Linked DNA regions of Homo sapiens: all the other regions are linked to region 3. The links are chromatin contacts, found by Hi-C or POLR2A ChIA-PET in ENCODE. All regions are on one chromosome and are shown on one strand. Each heading gives the region's core, a stretch centred on a gene start or an enhancer-like site at or near the end of the contact. The rest is flanking DNA. Distances are from core to core; before and after follow the strand shown.

What was found. A loop is a pair of places that touch in the nucleus more often than their neighbours do. ChIA-PET counts read pairs that join two places held with the same protein, here RNA polymerase II (POLR2A). Pooled maps may share reads with other maps.
Region 1: a pooled map shows a loop between it and region 3 (2.7-fold over the local background). The contact joins two enhancer-like sites. A Hi-C loop is called at or near these places in 1 of 50 pooled maps. POLR2A ChIA-PET finds 5 or more read pairs at or near these places in 2 of 52 experiments (PC-9 and WTC11).
Region 2: a pooled map shows a loop between it and region 3 (2.0-fold over the local background). The contact joins two enhancer-like sites. A Hi-C loop is called at or near these places in 1 of 50 pooled maps. POLR2A ChIA-PET finds 5 or more read pairs at or near these places in 2 of 52 experiments (PC-3 and activated CD4-positive, alpha-beta T cell).

What each region holds. Positions count from the first base shown.
Region 1 is chr1:167,897,561-167,901,082 of GRCh38, reverse strand. ADCY10 (adenylate cyclase 10) reads left to right here. Exons shown (of 33, transcript NM_018417.6): 6 at 1,455-1,660. It also overlaps a transcript of DCAF6 not described here. Among named protein-coding and RNA genes, the nearest start is that of ADCY10, 15 kb to the left of the region's middle. Within about 2 kb of position 1,547, at least 3 of the 41 ENCODE cell types and tissues checked have a DNase peak (open chromatin) inside an H3K27ac peak, as active enhancers do.
Region 2 is chr1:167,206,694-167,210,073 of GRCh38, reverse strand. No RefSeq gene overlaps it. Among named protein-coding and RNA genes, the nearest start is that of POU2F1-DT, 12 kb to the left of the region's middle. Within about 2 kb of position 1,318, at least 4 of the 41 ENCODE cell types and tissues checked have a DNase peak (open chromatin) inside an H3K27ac peak, as active enhancers do.
Region 3 is chr1:167,497,597-167,501,244 of GRCh38, reverse strand. All of the region lies in intron 1 of CD247 (CD247 molecule), which reads left to right. Among named protein-coding and RNA genes, the nearest start is that of CD247, 19 kb to the left of the region's middle. Within about 2 kb of position 2,019, at least 4 of the 41 ENCODE cell types and tissues checked have a DNase peak (open chromatin) inside an H3K27ac peak, as active enhancers do.

The DNA.
Region 1 (3,522 bases), core at 298-2,797, 400 kb before region 3:
GACAGTCCTGAGATACAGGCATCATTGTATCCATTTCATAGATGAAAAATGAGATTCTGAGAGGTATAAGTAATGAGTAACAGAGTTATGGTTGGTGCTGTTGGTGTTAGCTTCCGCCTAACTAAACTTTGCAAAACTTAGAATTCTCACATGTCATACCTGATAGGATCATCAGCAGTTATACAATTAACTGTTTCTCAGCCTTCTTTAACCTAGGCCCGCTTTTGATGTTGTTAAAAATTTCCAAATAAGGCCAGGTGCAGTGGCTCACACCTGTAATCCCAGCACTTTGGGAGGCCAAGGTGGGTGGATCACCTGAGGTCAGGAGTTTGAGACCAGCCTGACCAACATGGTGAAACCCCGTCTCTACTAAAATACAAAAATTAGCCAGGCGTGATGGCGGGTGCCTGTAATCTCAGCTACTTGGGAGGCTGAGGCAGGAGAATTGCTTGAACCCAGGAGGCGGAGGTTGCAGTGAGCCGAGATGGCGCCATTGCACTCCAGCCTGGGCAACAAGCGTGAAACTCCATCTCAAAAAAAAAAGCCCAAATAAGTTAAATATTTTGTTGAAAAAAAAATCAAAGTTATTATAATACTGAATATTTTTTCTAAGTTAGTACCCAAGGAGTCTGATGTGTTATCCTTCTTGAGAATGATGGGAACCCAGCCCCCTCTTGCATGCTGATTGGCTGTTAGTGAGGTGGGTCCCAGCACCTTTTTTTAGAGTAAGTCCAAACATCAGTGTGTTTCAGATAGAAAACAAACTGTATGTAGAATCAGGGGGGAGTCAGCCCTGACAAATCAGTATAGCAGAGAGCGAAGATAAAAAATAAACATTGATTGTATTACAGTCATTTGAAAGAAATGTGTGTCACTTACAGTTCATTTATACATATATTTTGTGTACATGTCATATTATACAATATCTTCTTCTGTCACTTAGGTTCCAAAACTTTCATTTACCAACTTAAAAGCAATGAGAGAAATGGTTGTTGGGATGGGATGTGTAACTGTCAAATGCATACTTCCTTTCCCCCACCCTTTGTTGTCTAAAATTCAACCCTAAGGGATTATTTTTAGTTACAGCTTCAATCTCTGCTAAAATGCAAATTCTCCCAAAATAAGAATTATTAAAGGTATTCCCTGTTGCCCTTAAGTATACATAATTGAAGAAAAGGTAAAAATAACTTTGGGGACTGGTAGGACCATGTAGTGAGATAATGTTACAGACAGGCAAAATTTAGTGGTAGAACTTTCTAGCTTTGGAAGAAGGGGAGCTTTGGAAGGCCCGAGCCCAAAAGAGGTATGCCATAATTCCTATGTAAAGTTTTAGAAGTGAGATTTTGCTCTGAGATAGTATAGTCCCACCAAGATTATGGTTTTTCCAAAAACCTGTGCTGCTGGGAAATAATCCAGAACTTCTTGTGCAAACCTATTCCTTGCCTTCTTGCCAGGACTGGCTGCTGGCCACATCAGCATGTTGGTCTTTGGAGATGAAACACACAGCCACTTTCTGGTGATTGGTCAGGCAGTGGACGATGTGCGCCTTGCCCAGAACATGGCTCAGATGAATGATGTTATTCTGTCACCAAACTGCTGGCAGCTCTGTGACCGGAGCATGATTGAAATTGAGAGTGTTCCAGATCAGAGAGCAGTTAAGGTGGGTGTGATGCTGCTACTTACAGAAAGTTCTGCCAGCCTGTAACAGAGGCCCCCTGCCAGAAGAGTCACTGGGCACGCTGGTTTCATAAAGCTCCTGGGCTGGAGATTGGGATGGGGTCAGTCTGGGTTAGGCTACAGAGGCTTTAGTCCAGGGCAGCTCCTCTGGGAGGAGCCCAGGCTGGTGAGCTTGAGGAGGAAATGATTAGGCTTCTTTATGGGTAACTGAGGATATGGAATTTGGGGATTGAGGCCTTTTGAGGGGCTAGCGACCTTGCTTAAGGAACCAGAAGGGTCTGCCGGTTCATCCAGGAGCAGAGGGGAATAGTTTTAAAGGCTGTCATTGACCCTCACTTTCTTTACCCAACACCCTCCTAACCCAGGATGAGGGATCACTGAAGGTAAAGGTTGGAGTTGAGCAAGTGCGGCGAAGTTCAGTGATAGAAGAGAGACTTCTCTTCCTGTGGCTCTGCCTAGTAGAAAACATTGTGGTTAAGTTGCAGATTGACTATAAGCAGAACTGTCCCTGGGATATGGACAATTAAAAAAGCTGTGCTTTGAGGGTATGAAAGTGGAAGAAAGGTGTGCTGCTAGATGAGCCAAAGGAATGGGACTACGCGGCAGAAAGAAAGAAAAGACAGAGAATCCGTGCAGATGCTGGTCAAGATAGGAGGCACTCCCACACTCATGCATCAGCCTACAACCCTCACCACCACCACCCACTCCTCACTCTTCCAGCAAGACATATCCAGCCTGCATGGCCTAGCTGGCTTATAGCAATAGCCCATTCCCATGCTCTTCAATCATTCTTTTTTTAAAAAAAAAAAAACGGAGTCTCGCTCTGTTGACCAGGCTAGAGTGCAATGGCGTGATCTCGGCTCACTGCAACCTCCGCCTCCCGGGTTCAAGCAATTCCCTGCCTCAACCTTCCGAGTCGCTGGAATTACAGGTGCCCGCTACCACGCCCAGCTAATTTTTTGTATTTTTAGTAGAGACGGGGTTTCACCATCTTGGCCAGGCTGGTCTTGAACTCCTGACTTCGTGATCCACCCACCTCAGCCTCCCAAAGTGCTGGGATTATAGGTGTAAGCCACCACGCCCAGCCTCTCTTCAATCATTCTTGATACCTTTAAAAATTGTTTTAACTTTGAATTCATGTTAGACTTACAGAAAAGTTGAAAAAATAATACAGAGTTTCCATATATCCCTCACCTACCTTCCCCTAATGTTAACATCTTTCATAACAAGACTGCAATAGTCAAAACCAGGAAATTAACATTGGTACAATACTATGCACTAGTTAAAGACCTTATTTGAATGTCACCAGTTTTCCCACTGTGGTCCACTTAGTGGAATGTTCCAGGACTGTATGCATGATCTCACATTGCATTTTGTTGATTTTTTTTTTTTTTTTTTTTTTTTTTTTGAGACAGAGTCTCTCTCTGTCGCCCCAGGCTTGGAGTGCAGTGGCGCGATCTCGGCTCACTGCAAGCTCCGCCTCCCGGGTTTACGCCATTCCCCTGCCTCAGCCTCCCAAGTAGCTGGGACTACAGGCGCCCGCCAGTACGCCCGGCTAATTTTTTGTATTTTTAGTAGAGACGGGGTTTCACCGTTTTAGCCGGGATGGTCTCGATCTCCTGTCCTCCTGATCCGCCCGCCTCGGCCTCCCAAAGTGCTGGGATTACAGGCGTGAGCCCCTGGCGCCCGGCCTTGTTGATATTTTTGATGTAGTCTCCTGCAGTCTGCAACAGCACTTCAGTGGTTCCGTTGTCTTGCAGTGACCGTGACACAAGAGAGTTGCCAGCCGATGTTGTCACACACATCTCTGGTTAGCACTGCCTGATGCTTTCTCTCATCTCTTCT
Region 2 (3,380 bases), core at 69-2,568, 290 kb after region 3:
GTGCTTTCTTAGTGCTCCCTGTATTGTGTGTACTGATAGGATTTTGTGAGATACTTCTGAGATCTCACCAGAAATACCCACAGAAACCAGTCCTACATGTAGGCAGGGCAAGAGCCAGACACAAAAGCCACACAAGTCAGCATCTTGAGCAAAAGAAATAATAGGGAGAATGCAAACTGAGGTTTATTGAGCTATTATTCTTTTATTTCACTTTAGTTCCACAAATATCATTATTCAGAGATAAAAACCCTAAGTCCTTCCTGCAAGACAATCTGAGTCTACTGAGCATTCACCAGTGTGGGTAAAGTGCACATTGTGAAGTACGTGTAGATCAGGGGAGCTCAGAGCAGATGCATCTAACTCCTAACTCAGACAGGAATCAGTGGCCAGGAGTTGTTCAGAGCCGGGAGGATGAAGGCAAAGGAGGAGCCTTGGACAGCCACTAGCTTTTTGGGTGGGTGACTGGGGATCCCTTAGAAAGACAAGACATACAAGAGGGAGGTCATGGTTGGAGGTGAGGACCTGAAGACTGTTTGAGTGTAGGACCACTGCTTTCAAATAGAGGGGATGTAGGGTACAGGAAAGGGCTAAATGTGCATGACTGAAGCCAGCCCAATTGTCCCTAGAACTGATGTTTATGGTTTCTTTTGAATAAACATAGAAATTCATCCTCCCAGTCTTGAAACTTGGGAAAGTTACATATATATAAACTTCCACTGAAGCACTAAACATTTATTTTATCTGAGTTCCTTTCTCAGAAAACCAAACATCAGCCCTCCCAGATAGTATCAAGGAACTGAAACTTACCAGATCACTGCATCTGGACAGTGAAACACCAGACCCCTCACCTGTCATGAGTGCCTAGCCAGCCACCTGCTTCCTGTTGACCAACTCCTCTTCCTTACCCCTCACTAATTCTTGTTTTCCCATACGTGGTTATAGTTCTTCCCTGCTATATAAACTTCTAATTTTAGTTAGTCAGGGAGATAGATTTGAGACCAATCACCCATTGCCTTGGCTGCAGCACCTAATTAAAGACTTCTTCCCTAGTCATACTCATTGTCTCAGTGATTGGCTTTCTGTGTGGCAAGCAGAAGGACCTAGAGTGAACCCCTGGCATTTCAGTAACATTACCTCAGTTAAATCTTATGCCATTCTTGGGAAGTGCTATGGTTAGGATATGGTTTGTTTGTCTTCACCAAATCTCATGTTGAAATTTGATTCCCCCGTGTGTCTGTGTTGAGAAGTAGGGTGTGGTGGGAGGTGTTTGGGTCATGGGGACAGGTCCTTCCTGAATATCTTGGTGCTGTCCTTGTGGCAGTGAGTGATTTCTTGCTCTGGTGAGACTGGTTTAGTTCTCACAGGAATGGATTAGTTCCCCCAAGAGTAGGTTTCTATAAATCCAGGATGCCCCTCTGGTCTGGTCCCTCTTCATGCTTGCTTCCCCTTTGACCTTCTCCTCCATGTTTCAATGCAGCACAAAAGCTCCACCAGAGGACAGTCTGGAGCCAAAAAAAAAAAAAAAAACCACGAGCTAAATAAACCTTTTTCCTTTATAAATTACCCAGCCCCGGGTATTCTGTTATAGCAATGCAAAACAGATTAAGACAGGAAGGAAGCATTATTTCCAATGCATAATGGTCAGAAGGGCTGAGGTTCAGAGAAATTTAGTAACTTACCCGAAGTTGCTCAGGCACTGAAATTTGAATGTGGAACCACCTTACATCAGCTTTTCTCACTAAGGAAAGCTGCTCTGACTCAAGAGAAAGAAAACCTAGTGTTTCTCATTGCCAGATAGTTCTGATTGCTACTTACTTTCTCATCTATTTCATATTATGATAATGTTTTCCTGGAATTGGATGATATAATACTAGAAATTGGAGATGTTTATTCACTACAAAGATTATATATGCAGGCTTCCTGTCATAATCAAGGGAAGTTGCTCACATCATTTACGATTTCCAGTCTTCTCTGTATATGATAATGCTTATTTTAGGAAATCTGTTTTTACTAAGCCTGCTGATCTTCAAAAGGAAAACAGGCAGAGGCGAGGACTGTGATATACTCTTTTGATATTTATCGAGTCTAGAGTCCACCTTAAATTAGTTTGCTGGGAAGCATTACATGTGATGAATGGTATAGTATTTAAATGATGCTGTGGATGTTTTTCCCTAATAATAAAGAAAATTACTCTAACACAACTATTTTGTTTCATTTCTTCATACAAAATTCATGTTTGAATTCCATCTTGGCCCTAAAATTTTAAATTTCCATAACAAGTTTTATACATTATTAAATTTTATACACCACTGCATTATGCTTTTGAAACTGATTGTACAATCTAATTAATTCAGAATATTAACTACAATTTCCATAAAATGAATAAGATAATGTTGATCTGGGTGAGATAGAGGGCTACAATAATCTTTTCCCCTCTCCCCAGCATCCCAATTGTGTACATATATTAAAAACCACTTCTCTGAAAGTCCCCAGTCCAATAACTGCAATGTGGAGGAACACAGCCAAGACCAAAAGTAAATTTAAAATACTTCCAAATAGACAAAATAACTGCTTTAAAAACTCGCACTTCATTCCTAGGCAAACCCTTCCAACCCTTTGTCAGAAGTTAGAACTCCATCTTTTTTAAGCCAGGATTTTCACATGAGTCATGCAATTTCTATATCCAAAGCAGATTAAAGATGAAATTAAAAGGTTAATGAGGGTAAAGTGGATGCCTAGAAACTGTCTCCCTGAGAAAAGCAAGTGTCTCTTGACAGTCTAATAACAATGGAGAGAGCAAACCTACCAAAAGTGGATACAAGAGTTCAGAGAGCATGGCAGGCTAGGGACTATTTATCTTAAGAGAAAATAGCCCTAGGTATGTCATCAGATCCTCAGGGCCTTGCCATACTAGAATACAAAAAGTCATCAGTGCTCACAATGACTTGGAATCATTAAATTCATTTTCCCCTCTGAGAAGCAAGCAAAGTGTACAGTATACTTTGGCAGACTTTCCATTAAAAACATTAAAATGTTTTAAATCTTAAAGAGCTGTTTCAATTATTTGGAAAATTGACTTACTGGAATATCACATTTCCTCATAATGTGAAATAAGTGAGGTGTCATTATGTATTATAATTTAATCCTCTTTCTTCTGTTAAAAAATAATCCATATAAACCACATTGTATCAGATATTCCAGATGTCTCAAGACCTCACTAGCCTCTGAATACAAATGGGTTCAAATTTTCTTCAATAGTCCAAAAGTTCCTATTCCCAGCACCTATCCTCATCATTGCAGGACATAAGCACACCTCATTCAAAGCTGTCCTTTCATGTTTCACTCTGCACAGAGTCACCTGCCATTCTTCTCAGCCAGAA
Region 3 (3,648 bases), core at 770-3,269:
TCTACTGAAAAAAAAAAATACAAAATTAGCCAGGTGTGGTGGCATGCCTGTAATCCCAGCTACTCGGGAGGCTGAGGCAGGAGAATGGCTTGAACCCGGGAGGCGGAGGTTGTGGTGAGCCGAGATCGCGCCATTGCACTCCAGCCTGGGCAACAAGTGCAAAACTCGGTCAAAAAAAAAAAAAAAAAAAAGAACAATAGGATCAGAAGTCGGATGGCTGGGTCCATATATACCTCCACCTCTTCTGACTCCCAGTTTTCCATCTCTGTTTGAAAATGAGTCTGTAAGCCTCTCCCCACCTCTGCCTGTTCCCATCCCATAGCACCAGGCTGACTTAGGCAGCCACACAGCTGGGATGGGAAGTTGGCCTCAGTGAGCAGATGGTACAGGGGCTGAGCTTAAAACAAAAATCACAAACATTTCTTGGGGGGTATCCTCAAGGCCGATAACCCTCTTACTAGAGTGAAATGGAAAACCAAATGTGATTGAGCTGCCTGAGCGATAAAAGCATTTGCTGTTATTCTCTGATTTGCTCTGTTCATGGAGAGTTTAGTCATAGGAGTTTCTATTCTCAGAAACTCACAGCACATCACAATACGTAGCTCATTTGTCCTCAAAATAATTCTGCCCTGCATAAATGGGTGTGTGTGTAGGGGGGTGGTAATTATAAGAAACCATGTGTGTTAGAATTGATGTCAGTGCTTTGAGATCATCAGATAAAAGCTAATAAACAACACATATGTGTACAGGCCACCTCTCTAATTCATACCAGAAGCGCTGGTTGTAATCAAAGCATGGCATATTTTATTTTAAACTATTTTATAAATAACCTTTGAAACTGTGTTGATTGTGAAAGCCAAGATCTGATGTCCTGTTAAGGAAAGATGAAAATAGGCTAGAATTAAAGAGCAATATGAGTCTGGATAAAAGTGACAGGAATTACTGTAGGACAATAAAGCATTGGGTCATGTCAAGTTTTCATCACATGGAGAATGGAAAGCTGCATCATAAATGCTCTCCACCTAATCATCCTGAGCATTCTCATTTTAGTGCGATATATTGTCCTCTTGGAAGCAATAATCTCATTTAGGTCATGAGTAAAATAAGTTGGGTTCAGCGTTTCCATTTCAAGATATAGAGAATATTTCTCCAGTGCAGCATAAGAAATAGAATATCACCCAGGAGAAGCTTTACATAGGCAGTGATAATGTGGAAAAATCTAATAAAGAGAACCCACGTGCCCCAGGGAGGAGAAGCCCTCTGTGTGTGTGATTGTCGTCAGGTGAGCAGTTATGGCACACTTTGTAGTTTTGCCAGTGCTTTTATGTAAATTACTGTATGCAAAATCCACAGCCCTCGGGGATGTGTGGGTATGGCCTCTGTTACTGACAGAGGAACTGAAACTTCAAGAAGGCAAGTGATTTGCTCAAGATTGGTTATCAGTAGAGTTGGGGTTTGAATTCCATTCTTCTGGATTCAAATCTAAGCTCTCCCTCTGCACAGTTACATGTGGGCAGGCTGTGCATGCATATCTGTGGCCTGGAGGAGTGGGGTGAGTAACCTTACAGGAAGGAATACCCTGCACTAAAATTTGCACCTAAGCTTCCATTATTACGCCTACTTTTCATTTTCTGTTTGTTTTCCTCTTAGAGGTTAAATTTTCCATTCCTGATTTTAACCCAAAGAAAGGCTAAGTAAATTCCAGGGGCCACTCTTGAATAAGGGCAGCTGGAAAAAAATACACAATGCCCACCATCTAGCTTAACAGGATGTGGACACCTTCAGTCGTGGCTAAATCTATACAGTTTAACCCTAGCAACAATTTCCCAGAAATAAAACAGCTGCTCTTTCTGGTATTTGGTTAGTCTCCAGCTGGGTCAAGTCCCTCTTGATCGAATGCTTGGAGCAGGGTTTCTCGACCTCTGCACTAAAACACCTGGGGCCAGATAATTCTCTGTGGCTGTGGGCACCAGGGAGGCTGTTCTGTGCATTGTAGAATGTTGAGCAGCATCCCTGACCTCTACCCACTAGATGACAGTAGCACTCCCCAAGTTGTGACAACTCAAAATATCTTTAGACGTTGCCAAATGTTTCCTGGGGGCAAAATCTGCCCCTGGTTGAGAACCAGTGGATTGGAGTCATCATTTGTGTTGATCAATCACTCCGTGATGATTAGGCCATGATGGACAATTCAGGCTGACTTTATTTTGCTCATTAGGTTGACCAGAAGACTGGCAATTGATCCACTGCTAAGCACTTTCCTGACACAAGCTGAAATGATGTCCTCAGGAGCCCCGTGTGCGCATGGCTTTTGGGATGGTTCTTCCCAAGGAGGACAGCCGTAAACCATAGAAAGCAACCACTTGACTCTGGGTGTCCCTGGTTTGCAAGTGCCTCTTGTGTCCGCCATCTGCATTTCTGTCTAGATGGTAAGGTTGAGGGAGGTCAGTTTCAGCAGAAAGTGCAAAGAGCATAGATTCATGAGGCAATCAGACCTAAATTAAAGTTTTGGCTTTATCACTACCCAGCAACGTGATCTTGGGCAGGTTTCTTGACCTCTCTGAAACTGTCCTCTTCTTTATAAAATGAAGATTACCTACCTTGCAGGGTCATTGGGATAATTAAAGAAAATGTGTGTAATGGGCCCAGATGGAGCTAGGCCCATAGCAGCACTGTAATAAATGTTTTCGATTACTGTACATTTTACAAAAATGAATGACTGAATGGAAAGGTAGAAAGGCCAAATAGAGTGTCTGAGGCATCTCCATGGAGGAGGGTGCCAGTGGCCATGTCTGTCTGTGGCTGATCGCAAGACTCTTTTGACAGTCCCTGAAGCCTGTGCTCATCTTCAGCTCCCTTGAGGCCCTCTTCACCTGGCCTCACCCAGTGTCCCTGCTCTTCTGACTCCTGAGGGACCTGAGCATTCCAAAATAGATGTTAGGAAGATGTGGATTCATGTAGAAGGATGTCAAGGCATTGTTGGTTTTAGCAGTTGATCTTACCTGGGGTGTGAAAGACAACCGAAGTCTGTGAGCTGCAGTGATAGAAATGTGAGCAGATGGGCAGGATAGGAAGGCACTTCTTGACGGGAGCAGCAACAGAAGCCACTGCCTTTGGCCAGGACTGGGGGAGACACAACAGAACAGGACTGGCAGAAGATGCCACATCCCAGGGTCCCCAAGATCAAGCTATGGCACCATCACCCATCTACAGCAAGATCTGTAGCAGGAACCAGGGAGAAAAGTCTAGACCCTCAGTAAACTATGCGGCCAGGACAGTCCGAGGTCAAGCCGTAAAGGAGGCTTTTTTGGCATCTTTTTTCTTCTCCCTTGGGCATCATGGAATCTGTGCTGGGTAAAGAACCTTGGAGATCCCCTTTGCCTTGACTCCTTTGTTTCACTGGCCCTCAGAAAGGAGATGGCAGAATCACAAAGCTGGTGGCTGAGCCAGAAAGATATTGTAGGTGGAATTCAGGTTATGGATAGGGTTAGGTTCCCCTTGAAGAGGGAGTACTGAGTTTGTTCCTTGGAGAGTTTGCGGTTCTAGCTCTGTAACCCAGGACTGACTCTCAGCCCAGTGCTTTTTCTGTTGTGCCAGGATGCATCCTCATCCTATATCTTATTTTAACTCATACTGTTTCCAAATCAA